2 separate regions of the Homo sapiens genome follow, and region 1 is linked to region 2. A link is a loop called in an ENCODE intact Hi-C map of the cell type or tissue named here. Cell type or tissue: CD4-positive, alpha-beta T cell. All regions are shown on one strand. Each heading gives the region's core, and the rest is flanking DNA. Links, peaks and the distances in the headings are about the cores only.

Evidence for each region. Peaks named below come from ENCODE experiments on the same cell type or tissue, not always from the same donor. Only the 100,000 strongest peaks of a DNase experiment are listed, where the experiment ranks them.
Region 1: a loop joins it to region 2, with 2.2 times the contacts of the local background. A loop is called at or near these places in 1 of 110 quality-filtered maps.

Annotation. Positions count from the first base shown.
Region 1 is chr7:148,761,007-148,768,755 of GRCh38, forward strand. CUL1 (cullin 1) reads left to right here. Exons shown (of 22, transcript NM_003592.3): 8 at 5,555-5,717; 9 at 6,613-6,743. Among named protein-coding and RNA genes, the nearest start is that of CUL1, 66 kb to the left of the region's middle. In CD4-positive, alpha-beta T cell, for the core only: no CTCF peak of the experiment used is centred there; no DNase peak of the experiment used is centred there.
Region 2 is chr7:148,624,812-148,632,560 of GRCh38, forward strand. It overlaps LOC105375557 (a long non-coding RNA gene), which reads right to left and starts at 629. Exons shown (of 3, transcript XR_001745397.2): 1 at 548-629; 2 at 1-24. In CD4-positive, alpha-beta T cell, for the core only: no CTCF peak of the experiment used is centred there; a DNase peak (open chromatin) is centred at 4,000.

The DNA.
Region 1 (7,749 bases), core at 2,092-6,091, 140 kb after region 2:
CCACACTCAGCTAATTGTTTTATTTTTGTAGAGATAGGGTCTCGCTATTTTTGTAGAGATAGGTTGCCCAGGTTGGTCTCAAACTCTTGGGCTTAAGTGATCCTGCCACCTGGGCCTCCGAAAGTGCTGGGATTACAGATGTGAGTAACCATGGCCCGCTGATAATAAAGATCTAGTAGAATTACTCTTTGTTCTCTTTCTTAGAAATATAGATATCCTGGCTGGGCGTGGTGGCTCATGCCTGTAATCCCAGCACTTTGGGAGGCCAAGGTGGGTGGATCACCTGAAGTCAGGAGTTTGAGACCAGCCTGACCAACATGGTGAAACCCCGTTTCTACTAAAAATACAAAAAAATTTATCTGGGCATGGTGGCACGTGCCTGTAATCCCAGCTATTCAGGAGGCTGAAGCAGGAGAATCGCTTGAACCTGGGAGGCGGAGGTTGCAGTGAGCCGAGATTGTGCCACTGCCCTCCAGCCTGGGTGACAGAGTGAGACTCTGTCTCAAAAGAAAAAGAAAAAGAAATATGGATATCCTGGATTTAGACTCTAAGGAATGACCTAGGTCTGGAGTCAGCAAACTTATCTTGTAAAGGGCTAGAAAGGAAATACTTTAGGCTTTGTGAGCTATGTGATCTCTTTTGCAGCTGTTCAACTCTGCCATTGCAGCACAAAGCAGCCAGTGGGATATGTACACAACTGAGTGTGGCCGGGTTCCAATAAAACTTTATTTACAGAAAAAGGCAGGCAGGCAGAATTTGGCCTACAGGCTACAGTTTGCTGACCCTTGACCTAGCTGTACTAGGACAATGGTCCCCAACCCTTTTGGCATCACAGACGGTGGCTGGGGGAAGAAGGGGGATGGTTTTGGGACGAAACTGTTCCACCTCAGATCAAAGGAGCGTGCAACATAGATCCCTCACGTGTGTAGTTCACAGTAGGGTTCGAGCTCCTATGAGAATCTAATGCCGTCCCTGATCTGACAGGAGGCGGAGCTCAGGTAGTAATGCTCACTCATATGCTGGTCACCTCCTGTTGTGCGGCCCAGTTCCTAACAGGCCACAGACCCATACTGGCCCACAGCCAGCGATTGAGGATCCTTGTACTAGGAGATCTCCAGGAGTCTGGATCTTTCCAAGCCTGACACCTGCTTGCCCTGTATTCCCTGTTCACTTGGAGTATGAATGGACTGCGGAATCTCTTTTCCGTATGCTGAGATAGAAAGTCAATTAAAAGCAACAGCTCTGCTCTAACCTCATAGAGAAAGTCCTATCCGGTTTGTTTGTGGTGACCTGAATGCATTTTCCTATAGGAGATAGTGGTTATAAATGGGCTTAGAAGTTTGAAGTTGAAAGTCCTTGACAAATCTCTGCTATCTCAAAATCTAACAAAAATGGAACTATTCGGGGTATTATACTTGGAATATTAATGGTTCCTTGTGTATAATGGTGGGCTAAATTGACTTTCCTATGCCAATCTGGAACCTAACCAGCTCACCCAGAGTTTCAAACAACTGCCTAACAAATGAACTTTTGAAACAGTCTGTTTTAAACGTTAACATTGCCTGTTATTTCATTGTTTAATATGACAGTGTTGTATTCCTAAACACTTCTCTTATGAAACTCTGCTGTATATGGTGATTCTTTTAAAACTATATATCCCAAAGACCTCTTATCCAGATGCACATCCACGACAGTGGCGCGAGCCTGTTCTTTTTATGGGTTTATTAGAGGATTGTGGTCATCTCCTTTGTCCACACTGATGAAGTAGTAGTGCTCTAGGGCAAGGAAACCAGTGTTCTAGGGCAGAGCTACTGAAGCACTCCCAGAACAGGTAAATCTGTTTTTAAAACCAGGCCTAGGCCGGGCGCGGTGGCTCACGCCTGTGATCCTAGCACTTTGGGAGGCCGAGGTGGGCAGATTGCCTGAGGTCGGGAGTTCGAGACCAGCCTGGCCAGCATGGTGAAACCCTCTCTCTAATAAAAATACAAAAATTAGCCAAGTGTGGTGGCGGACGCCTGTTATCCCAGCTACTTGGGAAGCTGAGGCAGGAGAATCACTTGAACCTGGGAGGCGGAGGTTGCAGTGAGCCGAGATCGCGCCATTGCACTCCAGCCTGGGCAACAGAGTGAGACTCTGTCTCAAAAAAAAAAATAAAAATAAAAATAAAACCAGGCCTGACACCAAAGACGGTTGAGGAGCAAGAATTTCCAATGGCCTCGATGTTTTCAATCCAGCATGAGGCCCGCCTTCAAGGAAGCAGTGTGCTTCCTACATCCTGGTTCCCATAGAGGGGATTCATTTCTAGAAGAGTTAAAGGTTTGGCCCGGATCCACTTGGATCACACCAAACACGACTTCCATCATATTCTGAAAGATGATAATGCAGAGAGTCTATAAGCATAAAACTGGAATTTGACCATGTAATTCTGCTCTCATCCTATAGCCTTGCATCTCAAACTGAGCTATGAGTCTATTTTTAAATCCCCACCCCACCATTTATTAGGGGGATGACCTTAATGCTTCTGTTCCTCAAATTCCTTATCTGTAAAATGTGAATAATAATAATAGGTAATAATGAGGATTAAGTGAGCTTTAGTATTTACAAATTTTAACATGAGGTATTTATTTGTTAAAAGGTGCTTAGATTGGTGTGTGGCAAAGAGCAAAGCTAATGTATTTGGTATTACAAATATACATCCCACAAAACCTCCAGTGTATGCCTGGGAGGATGCAAAACCACAGGATAAAGGGTGGCAAATCTTACTCAATAACTTAGGGAGCAATTGTGTTTACATTACAACAAACATTCTATCAGGAAATAGAACAACTATGAGATAAAACATGACCCTTCAAGAAATACTCTGCAAATTCTAGCCAGTTGAGAGCAGTTCAAATTCCCTGGGTCTGTGTTCACTTTTCTCTATTAGGAGTGTTTTACAGGAAACATCTAAGAATATTTGGCTTGTCTTTCCAAGGATGGCTTTGAAGAGTGAACCATGTTAGTGTTTCTAAAAGATTTGACTGTCTCATGCGATTGAGACTGATCTGAGCTACAGAAACTCTGTATGACTACTGTAGGTTTCTAATGTCATTTTTTAAAAACTTTAAAAATATACCATACTTCATTAATTTGCTTGTCTTTTTTGGTTTTTATTTTCCTTTTGTTTTTACTGAGAACCGATCCTAGTGAATTAATAAAGACCATCTTTAATTGCATACTTTTATTTAGTCATTTGAATTTGACCTTGGTGTTCTAATACAACAGTCTGCCAAGTACAGTGATGATCAGGAGCCTATTTGACTTGGAATCATTAGAGAACCTAAATGGCTGTCCTTTCTGAAACCTGATGACAATACCTACGACCTTGGTTTCCTTGCCAATATATAAAATAAGCTAGTGTTGAGGCCCCTTGGCCATGAATGTTTCTGTAATCACCTAGGCACCTGTTCACTCTTCCTGCCCCCTCAGCCCCTGCAGGAAGGGTCTGTAGACTAAGAGGTGGAGAGCCGTGCCTCTCAGAGGATGAATCAGGAATGGCATCAAAGCCTAATCTTTCATCTCGGAAGGGGTAAAACTATGTTTTGCTGCCTGAGATGATTATGTTCTTCCAAGAAAGAGTTATAACTTAAAACAGAAAAAGTGGTGCTGTTTGGTTTGCATGTTCTATATTCCACCAGCTTTAGGTTCTTGAGTTATCAGTCTTAGTGGAACATTAGATATAAAGCAGCATTTATTGTTTTAAAATATCTTTATAATCAGAAAAACAAAATTACACATTAACTGTAGACTTTTTGGAAAATACAAATAACATAAACCTACAAGCCTGGGGCACTGTTGCTGATTATATAAACCACATTGGAATCATGGTATAGGTTTTTCGTAACTTGTTCACTAATGATTTGTTATTAGTAGTTGGTGTTTATTTTAGTGGGTAATCATAGTTCATTAACTGAACATATAATAACTGCCTCTTATTGGAAATGTATTAACTTCAAGCTTTTTTCTATTTCTTCATTTATGAGTTGTCTTTTCTTCCTTGTGTTTTTATTTGGTTGTACTCACTGCTTTGCTGGAGATCATTATGTATTAAGAATATTGACCTTTTGATACATACTGCAGATATTTTCCAAGTTTATTTTTCACATTTAGCTATTTAGAACGTGTAATAAGGTTCTGACTTACGTGGTTTAAACAGTTGTCCCATTATTATTAGTTCTTGATAGTACAAGTCCCGCCTAATCATTTTTTCATTTTATTTTTTCTTGGCTCTTGAGTATTGATTCATTACCAGTTGAATTTTTCCAGATTTCTCCAAAATTATACCAAATTTGAAAATCTGGGCAAGGCACGGTAGCTGGACAGCCTATAATCCCAGAACTTTGGGAAGCCGAGGCAGGAGAATTGCTTGAAGCCAGGAGTTTGAGACCAGCCTGAGCAACATAGTGAGACCTTGTCTCTAGAAAAAATTAAAAAGTTAGCCGGGTATGGCGGCATGCACCTGTAGTCCCAGCTGCACAGGGAGGCTGAGGCAGGAGGATCACTTGAGCCCAGGAGTTTGAGGCTGCAGTGAGCTATGATTGTGCCACTGCACTTCAGCCTGGGAGACAGAGCCAAGATCCTGTCTCTGAAAAAAATATATTTAAAACAAAAATCATTTTGGAGAGTATTGGCATTTTTATAATGCAAAATATAATTCTCTTTACTCAGATCACCTGAATAATTTATTGAAATTTCTTCCTTGCTTTGATAATTTAATAGTTTCTCTCTAAATTTTTGAACAGTCTGATTTCTGATGATGATTTCCATGTAATCACTTCAGGGCTTATATTTGTGTGACTCTTGGCTTCAAGTAGTTTTTAATCTAAAGTACCACATCTTAGTATCTGCACAGAAGATGCATTCATTTCTTAGAGTGGCAGAGACATTACCTCAAAAAGATAAAATACCATTCTCTGAGGGATCAAAATGATGTAAAGACATGTTAACTGTTAATAACGATGATGTTGTTAGGGCACTTAAAAAGGAAGTTTGAAATGGAAATACGTATTACAGAGAAAATGGCAGACATCAGTGGCTGTTTAAATATGGTTGTTGTTTACCGTAAAATCAAAGAACTTTTTCCTTTTTCTTTCTGTTTTTTGAGAAACGGAGTCTTGCTCTGTTGCCCAGGCTGAAATGCAGTGGCACAATCATAGCTTACTATGTCCTTTAACTCCTAGGCTCAAGCCATCCTCCCGCCTCAGCCTCCTGAGTAGCTAGGAAGGACTACAGGCGCGTGCCACACCTGGCTAATTTTTTTTTTAGAGACAGGGTCGCACTGTGTTGCCCAGGCTGGTCTCAAAATCCTGGCCTCGAGCAATCCTCCTGCTTCAGCCACCCAAAGTGGCTGAGCCATCATGCCCAGCCCTCCCTTATTTTCTTAATCGCATTTTATTAGAGCTGGCATGTGAATTTAATTTGCCATTTTTCAGTTTCCTTTAATTTACATATTAAAGAATTGTAACAGTTCTTTACCAATGAATCAAAACCATTCACTTGAATTAATTTTCTCCAGGCAGAGGCTCGTCTGCTTGAGGAACAACGAAGAGTTCAGGTTTACCTTCATGAAAGCACACAAGATGAATTAGCAAGGAAATGTGAACAAGTCCTCATTGAAAAACACTTGGAAATTTTCCACACAGAATTTCAGAATTTATTGGATGCTGACAAAAATGAAGGTGAGCCACAAGACTCATAAAATGTAGGTATTTATAATTATCTGTAGTTTTGATATTGCTTTTGATTCTAGACTCTCGAGTCAACGGCATTACTTGCCCATGTCAGTTTTAAAAAGATGCATGTGTTTGTACATCGTTATGTGCCAATTTCAGACTTCTGCAGAGCATTTTGGTTTGACTTAGGGGGAAGAGTGTATTTAGAATATGACTTGCTCCATACACTTTAGCATTAAATGATGCTACCCCAAGTTTTTTCTTGACTGTTCTTCCTTTGAAAATTCTCTGAGATGAGGAGACTGTCATCTTATATTTCCCTTAACCACTCCCATGTTTTACTGGGGCATGTTAGGAGCTCAATAAAAGATTGAAGTTTGGATTTTTCTTCTATGGTCCTCCTAAAGTAACCACATGCTGTATACACGTCTTAAATCAATTTGGGAGACCTTTTCTCAACTCATTTGTTTTTATAATTGAGATAGAAATCCATATTCTCCTTAAATGTATTCATTATTTTTAAACAAATATTTGAGTGCCTATTATGTGTCAGGCATAAATACTATTTCAATCTTGAGAATTTTAGGAAGCATTAGAGTTGTTTCTGATAATTTTTTTTTTTTGCTTAGTCTTAAGTTAGTGGTTTCTCACAGTAAGGGGGAAAATAAATTTACAATAGTAAATTTATAGTAAATAGTAACAATTTCATTGTTACTTTTAGCAAAATATACATATACCAAATAGAGAATATTTGGTTATAATTAAATGCTATTGATTATTAAAGTCTAAAAACATGGTTATCTTTTGCAGAGTATTTTTCATCTCAGTATAAATACATAATTAGTAGAATGGATATGCAAAATTTTTTTCAGTGCATAAAAGGGGTTTCTTCCTCTTTCAGATTTGGGACGCATGTATAATCTTGTATCTAGAATCCAGGATGGCCTAGGAGAATTGAAAAAACTGTTGGAGACACACATTCATAATCAGGGTCTTGCAGCCATTGAAAAGTGTGGAGAAGCTGCTTTAAATGTAAGTGAGATTTCATTGAAAATCAGTCAGGCTGATTATTTCCACATGCGAACTGCAAGCATATGTTATGCGTCTCTACTTCCAAATCTAAATGGTACCATTTTCATTAGAACTCTGAGAACCATGTTTTGTCTTTTTGAAGTAGATAGTTCACAGACATCTTTGTTTAGTAAATACCTCCGTAAGTTTTTCCCTCGCACTTTTTAGGCGTTAATAATGTTATTTTTTTTTTCCTTTTATGCCTTCTCACTGTTAAATTCCTTGCACTCACTAGAAGAAGCTGCTTCCCTAGAAACAAAAGGCTCCTGGAAGCTGTTACTTTGCCACTCACAGTCCACAGGTTGTGCCTTACAGGAACTTTGATCTGGATAGTAGCCTCTGGCTGAAGACCACAGGGCTGTACTCTGGAGAGGCCCTGCAGTTTATAGCATTTCTCTACACCCCTCCGCTTCCCCAGGGCTACATAGAATATTCCTGCTAGGTCATCTGTAATTCAGGTCATCTGTAATTCAGGTGATAATTTCACATTGGAAATAATTGCGTTTTTAAGACACAAATGAGTTGCCTTCAGTTTTGCTCCTGTTGTGAACTTCAGTTGTAACTGGGAGAACAATAGAGAAGAAAAGCTCTTTTTTTTTTTTTTTTTTTTTTTTGAGAAGGCGTCTTGCTCTCTTGCCCAGGCTGGAGTGCAGTTGTGCCATCTCGGCTCACTGCAACCTCCGCTTCCTGGGTTCAAGTGATTCTCCTGCCTCAGCCTCCCAAGTAGCTGGGATTACAGCCGCTCGCCACCATTCCCGGCTAATTTTTGTATTTTTAGTAGAGACAGGGTTTCGCTGTGTTGGCCAGGCTGGTCTCAAACTCCGGACCTCAGGTGATTCGCCCGCCTTGGCCTCCCAAAGTGCTGAGATTACAGGCGTGAGTCGTCACGTGCGGCCGAGAAGAAAAGTTTCTAAAACACATTGGTTCTTACATCTGAATGCAGAAAGCTTCTCTTGTTTTGACTTTA
Region 2 (7,749 bases), core at 1,584-5,583:
TCAGGTACTTGGAGACGCCAAAGCCTGGTACAAAGTAGAAAAGCAGATTTAAGGATGGTCTGAGGTCAGAAAATGAGTCAAGAGCCAGATACACCAAGTTCAAACCAGGACAAGCCAAAAACCAGAGGCTTCGTGACAAATCTAAGAACAAATGAGACAGGGATATATGAATCGGCAAGTTAAACGAGACTAAGAAGCACATCAAATGGGTGTAGCTAAATCTACACAGACACTTTGTTCAGTGGCAGGACCTCTTCCTCCACCAGCAGGCTTTCACCAGTCTTAAAGGAGCAGTATTCTGAAAATATTATGGAAGGGACCAAAACAACTAATATAAGATGAAGACTTGGTTATGCAAAAATGCACCACCACTACAATCCCCAAAAGGAAGGTCTACAAGGAGCACACAAGCTAAAGATTGCCATTGCTATTGTTAGAACAATAAATTATATGTGACTATTATTTAGCACCCTTGAACACACAAAATAAGACTGATGTAACATTTAGCCCATAAAGTATTCATTCAAAATATTTATTGAGTACTTACAGCCAGGCACTGTGCTGAAAGCTGGGGATAAAAAGTTAAGCAGAATGTAGTCTGTGCTCTCAAGAAATTCACAGAGAAAGAGAAAAGAAGCGATTCCAATACAGTGTAATAAGTACACTGCAAGGGGTAAATCATGGGGTGTAAAGATAGAAGGATGATGACAGCTTCCCAAGGACAGGAAATCTAAGCTGAGAACTGAAGGAGTGACGCAGGACAGCTGGCGGGAGAACTTCTCTCCTTTATGTTTAATTACTGTCCAGAGCCATGGAGAATTTAGAGATAACACAAAAAAGACAATTAAATGAATGAAGGCCTCAAAAATATGACCATCTGCAGGGAGTGAAAGCAGTAGCATGGTCTGATCTTGAGTACTGTTAAAAGTAGAATTTTCAAAATGTTAAAACAACACATATACATAAGAGCATATGTCAAGGTTATTTTCAGCTCGCTAATGAGGGAACAAACAGAATGACAAAATGATTCAAAGGCAGATGCAAGAAACGAATGTACATATTTCCCATCAAAGAGAAGGCTAGAATAAAATTATTAAATACTAAAACTCATCATTGTTCTACAGAGCAATAAACTATAATCTTTAGGGTTTTTTCTCTAATGAACAGAAATAATTGGCATTATTATTAGACAAAAATAATTTTTATTGTAACAATTTACTACATATTAACATCTAACTTTTGTTGCAAAAATGCCTGGGCCCTATTCATTAGCCAATAGGAAGTTAAATTGTATTCTCCAAGAGAGTCAGGTGATCCTTACACAGGCTTGTTAAGTGAACCCCTAGCCTAACAATAAAATTCACACCACCATCTTTCTCGCTACCTTCTATGTGTTGGATCATTTTGTTTAGTAACCTCCAAGAATGTTTAGCCTCTGAAATGTACCTAGTATGAAGACATCCCACAAGGAGAGTTGTGATCTTCCTCAATCTCCCCAAACAGACTAAAGGTTATAGGAAAATAGATTTCTTCTATCTGATTCTAAGGCGTAAGGATGATAAGAACCACCCACATTCTGGCTGGGCGTGGTGGCTCACGCCTGTTATCCCAGCACTTTGGGAGGCCAAGGCGGGTGGATCACCTGAGGTCAGGAGTTCGAGACCAGCCTGACCAACATGGCAAAACCCTGTCTTTTACCAAAAATACAAAAAATTAGCTGGGCATGGTGCCGGGCACCTGTAATCTCAGCTACTCGGGGGGCTGAGGCAGGAGAATCACTTGAACCCAGGAGATGGAAGTTGCAGTGAGCTGAGATCGTGCCACTGCACTGCAGCCTGGGCGACAAGAGTGAAACTCCGTCTCAAAAAAAAAAACCGCCCACATTCCAAGCAGCGTTGTTACACTGTTTTTCTCATTTAATCATATCACCAATCCCATGCAGTAGGTTTGACTACATTGAATTTGTATACTTGAGGAAACAAAGGGTCACAGAAAATAAATAACTTGCCCAAATATAAATTTAAAAAGCTATTTGAAAGGGCAGCTAGGCAGTATCAATCCAAATTTAAAACATGCATATCCTCTGACCCAATTCATTCTTTAGAATCTATCCTAAAGAAATGTTTACTGCTGGGTACAGTGGCTCACGCCTGTGGTCCCTCAGCTACCCTCACCTACCTGGGAGGCTGAGGCCGAAGGATTGCTTGAGCTCAGGAGTTCAAGGCTGCAGTGAGCTAGGGTGGCGCCACTGTACTCCAGCCTGGGCAAGAAAGCAAAACCCTGTATTAGCAAAGGAATAGGAAAGAAGGAAGGAAGAAAGTGTGACAAATCTGAGTCATCATAAGAGGATATGGATAAATAAATTAAAATATACCCACATTATGGGATATTAAGCCATATTAAAAAGGAATGAGATACATCCACACTTACCTCCAAGATATACTGTTCAGCAAAAGAAGCAACTTTCATGATAATGTATACATGTAAACAAAAATATGCTCTAAAAGCTGGAAAGGATGTAGCTCAACTGTTAACAGTGGTTATCTCAGGCAAGGGGAGGAGGCATGGGGGAAGCAGGGGAAGGTAAGAGTGGGAGGAGGAGAGGTTTGTATTTCATCCTATAGTCATATATTTCTAGAACCATTTATGATGGCAATGTATTACTGACATAATTTTTTAGATAATGAATGTTATGGGTTGCGGAAGGATAACTTGCTGGAGATTACCCAAGTAGTAAAAGCAATTTACATTGGGATTCAAACTCAGGTCTGACTAATTTTTTTTTTTTTTTTCTGTGACATAGTCTTGCTTTGTCACCCAGGCTGGAGTGCAATGGCATGATCTCGGCTCACTGCAATCTCCACCTCCCAGGTTGAAGCAATTCTCCTGCCTCGGCCTCTCAAGTAGCTGGGATTACAGGCTCCTCCCACCACGCCTGGCTAATTTTTGTATTTTTAGTAGAGATGAGGGTTTTGCCATGTTGGCCAGGCTGGTCTCAAACTCCTGACCTCGTGATCCGCCCACCTTGGCCTCCCAAAGTGCTGGGATTACAGGCGTGAGCCACCACACCTGCCCAGGTCTGACTAATTTTTAAAACTGTAGCCTTTGCAAATTATCATTTACCTCACTAATCATCCAGGACTGCATTTGCTACGGGAATGTTCTTGAGGATGTGTTTGCCACATCTGTCAGGAAGAAAATTCCTTTAGAGTTAAGGGCTGGTGACCGGCTTTGCCTCTCCTAAGACACTGGTATGGTTTGTTTGTCTTTTCCTCCAGGACAATGAGAATTCTGTATGAAAATCTAACTGCTTATCTTGATCACCAAGAAACTCAGAGTCAAATCTACCACCTAACTGTCATAATCTGGTTTCATGGTAGGTCCTCAGTCAAGAAGTGAGTGACAGTAAAGTCCAAGTCCACGTCAAAATAGGACCTGCCAAGTCAGACTCAGCCTATTAGACCCTATCTCCTTTAATCCCCTCGGAAAACGTCAGGAGCCGTTCTAACAGCAAATTCTCAAGCTTGAGTATGCTTAAGAATCACCTGAGATTAATCACTAAAAATACAGATTCCCGGCCAGACACGTATCCTGGTCAGGCACGGTGGCTCACACCTGTAATCCCAGCACTTTGGGAGGCCAAGGTGAGTGGATCACCTAAGGTCAGGAGTTCGAGACCAGCCTGACCAACATGGAGAAACCCCATCTCTATTAAAAATACAAAAAATTCGCCAGGCATGGTGGCACATGCCTGTAATCCCAGCTACTCGGGAGGCTGAGGCAGGAGAATCGCTTGAACCCAGGAGGTAGAAGTTGTGGTGAGCCAAGATCGTGCCATTGCACTCCAGCCTGAGCAACAAGAGCAAAACTCTGTCAAAAAAAAAAAAAAACACTTCAAACAGATTTCTGGGTAGACATTCTCAGGGTTTAACAAGGAAGTGGGCTAATTACTTTTAATTAGTTGTGGTAGAGTAGAGTAGGGGAAGTGGTTATCTCTGTACCCAAGTTTGACTTGAAAGGCCACACGGGTAGATGTATCCAGCTTTTGAAGATTCCCTCAATCCACCTCTGCAGGTGCACACCCTCCACCCTAGTTCACCAGCCTTGCTGATTTGGGTCCTCAAAACAAGATGTTCTGCCCTCTCTTCCCTTTCATCTCCTCATACCCAAATCCTGGCTCTGAGGGATTTTGACCCTGACCTCATTTATTTGATCTTTCTCCTTACCTTAAACTTGGTAACTTCTGCAGTTTGTAAAGTTAGAATCTCTGTTTGCTTGCTCTGTCTTCCAAAGCCTTTCTTCTTAGGGGTTAAACATCAATTGGCTCCTAAATATACCTGGAGTTTACAGTCCTCCTCCCTCACTGGAAGAGGGTTTTAGATGACAGTGATAAGGGGGATAGCATAGCTCTCAGCTGTGGCTGGGCTTCTTTTCAAAGTGTGTGTGTGTGTGTGTGTGTGTGTGTGTGTGTGTGTGTGTGTGTGTGTGTGTGTGTGTGGTCCAGTTCCCACAGGTGCACGGCCCTGAGTCTCAAAGTCACAGTGCTCATACCCAGTGTCCGATGAGGACTGACAGTCTCAGAACTCTCTAAATGCCTTTTGCTTTTCCTACAAATGACTGTGAACTGAATCTACTGGCATAACATAGGAAACTGAAAAGCCTCAATCTCAGAGGGATAATTATTTAAAAGCTAGAGCTCATTCCATCCTTAGGGTATGAGTCCCTTATCTTTGTAACTTAATTAGCTGGAATCCAATGAGCTTAATTGATATATTAGAAACATAAAAATAATCACTAATATGATTTATTACAACTTGAATTGAAAGCCTAACTCTGTCCCTTCTGAACTATAATTAATTTGTGTTTGTTGTTAAATATGAGTATATTTTGAGTATATCAAAATACATTAGAGGCCGGGTGCAGTGGCTCATGCCTGTAATCCCAGCACTTTGGGAGGCTAAGGCAGGTGGATCACTTGAGGTCAGGATTTTGAGACCAGCCTGGCCAACATGGCAAAACCCCATCTCTACTAAAAATACCAAAATTAGCCGGGCGTGGTGGCAGGTGCCTGTAATCCCAGCAACTTAGGAGGCTGAGGCAGGAGAATTGTTTGAACCCAGGAGGCAGAGGTTGCAATGAGGCGAGATTGTGCCATTGCACTCTAGCCTGGGCGACAGAGTGAGACTCCATCTCAAAAACAAAAACAAACAAAAAGAAAACAAAATACACTAGAGATCTGAAGACACATAATGAGGTTGCAATTAGGTATGCCAGGGGGCACTATGTCGCAAAGTTTACATTTTACTCTTACTTCTGGCTTGGGACGAAATTTTGAATGAATTTTTTTTAGCATAAAATCGTGTCTTTTAAGGGTTTTATACTTTCACGGTACACTTCTCATTTTTTTCTTCATCTTCGGTTCATCATTGGCCCATCTTTTCCCACTCCTTTTCACTCTACGCTACTTCTCTCTTTTTTTAATGTTTCTCTTCCTCTTTAGTAGTTTCTCTCCTCATTTAACCTTTCCCTAAGTCCAGGATGAAACTTTTGCTTTTTGAAATGACATATATGCTAATTACTGTAAGGTAAGATATACCCAAGGTATCAAGAGAGTACATGTGCTGAAAATGATATCCATCAATATGCACAGAGACCACATTTTCTGAGCCAAAATTGGCATATGTGTTCCAGTAAGTATGAGGAGGTTTTGGCAAGCAGCAGAATAAAATTTTTAAATTGAGACTTAATGCAATAAAATTCAGGTATCATAGTCTCGGTAAGTGTATCATATGAAGAAGATCTCAAATGCACCAGCTCGTGCACTTAAGAGACTCCTCATACAGCCTGCCACGGTGTTTCTTCACTTCTCGGACATAAACCTCCTAACATTAGTATCCTTCCTCTAGGTTATACAATGAAAATGAGTGCATTGTATCTACAAAGCCCTTATTAAATGAATATATTTACCTTGGCAAGAAGGGACCTCTCTTGGTTTCCTTATTGGTTCATTGGCATAAATTGGTTTATAGTGCTGTCTTGGGAGGCTCAATGACCATATCTAGAGCATGAAACTAATATATATTAATTGGGGGAACAGAGAAGATAGGGGGTACACAGCAGCAGAGGACAAGGCAAGGCCAGTTGGGGTGCCTAACCATGAAGCCAGGAGTGAGGAAAGAAAGATGACCTTGGGAGGGGACTGGCCTGGCCCCAGAGACCATGTCACTGTTTGGCCAAGTTGCAGGAAGAAAGTTATTCGTTTTTCTTTTTTGCCCTCTCCATCTCTACCCTCACATCTTCATCATCTTTCTGTCCTCCTATCTTGTCTCTCTCTGCCAGATTTGTGTCTTAGAAAAAGAGCTCATAGATTTACAGAATGATGGAGCTGAAAAGGGAACTCCAGAGTTATCTCCAACCTCTTGAATGAACAAACCATTAAGGAGCCTGGAGCCCAGAGAAGTAACATAACTCACCCTGCTATAAAGCGGCAGAGGCTTATCTTGAAAGTAGCCCAACAGTCAAGGCATTTTCATCAACACCATGCCTCTCTGGAAGAATTTTTAGGACAGTTAGAAAATAGTAACAAAACATTATACCCTGTCAGGAGAGACAAGAGGGAAGGAAATGAGTGGCTTATAGAAAAAAGAAGAGGGGGCCAGGTGTGGTGGCTCATGCCTGTAATCCCGGCACTTTGGGAGTCCAAGGCAGGTGGATCACGAGGTCAGGAGTTCAAGACCAGCCTGGACATCATGGTGAAACCCCGTCTCTACTAAAAATACAGAAAAAAAAATAGCTAGGCATGGTGGCAGGAGCCTATACCAAGCTACTCGGGAGGCTGAGGCAGAGAATTGCTTGAACCCAGGAGGCGGAGGTTGCAGTGAGCTGAGACTGAGCCACTACACTCCAGCCTGGGTGACAGAGCAAGACTCTGTCTCAAAAAAAAAGCGGGGGGGGGGGGGCGGTAATAGGAAGAAGAAAATAGAGTAAGAGAAAAGGAGAAAAACAAGATGGATGGAGAGGTAGAGACATGATGCCACCTTCTAATAAGCCTCTGTTAAGTTATTTAAAATAATGCTGTGGATTCCACTCCTTAGGTATTTACCCCAGAGAAATGAAAACAATACACCAACATATTTGTATAGTTAGGTCCCTAGGAACTTCATATATAATATTTAAAAACTGTAAACTGACCAAATGTCCATTAAAAGGAAAATGAACAAATTATAATACATCCATACCATGGAATGCTGGCCAGAAATACTGCCAATATACCCATGAACATGGATGAATCTCACAGACATCATGCTGAGCAAAGAAAATCAGACTCCAAGGAGTACATACTCTATGGTTCTAATTATGCAAAGTTCTAGAGCAGATGAAAGTAATTTGTAGTGGAAAACAATCAGAGAATAGTAATTGTTTGGGGTAGGTGGAGGATGGTGATCCTGATAGGGATTAACTTGGAAGAGGCATGAGGAGAACTTTCTGGTATGATGAGAGTGTCCTGTATCTTGACATGGGTTTGGGTTACACACATGAATACATTTGTCAAAACTCATGGGAAAATATACTTAAGATCTGTGTATTTCATTGTGTATAAATTTTATCTCAAGAGAAAAAAAAAAACACCAAAAAACCAAACCCTAGTTAATGGTATGCGTGTTCAAGTGCTTAGAGCTGAAGCTACTTGCTTTGAAATGCATCCAAAAAATAAGATGGATTGATGGATGGAGAGATAGAAGATATGGG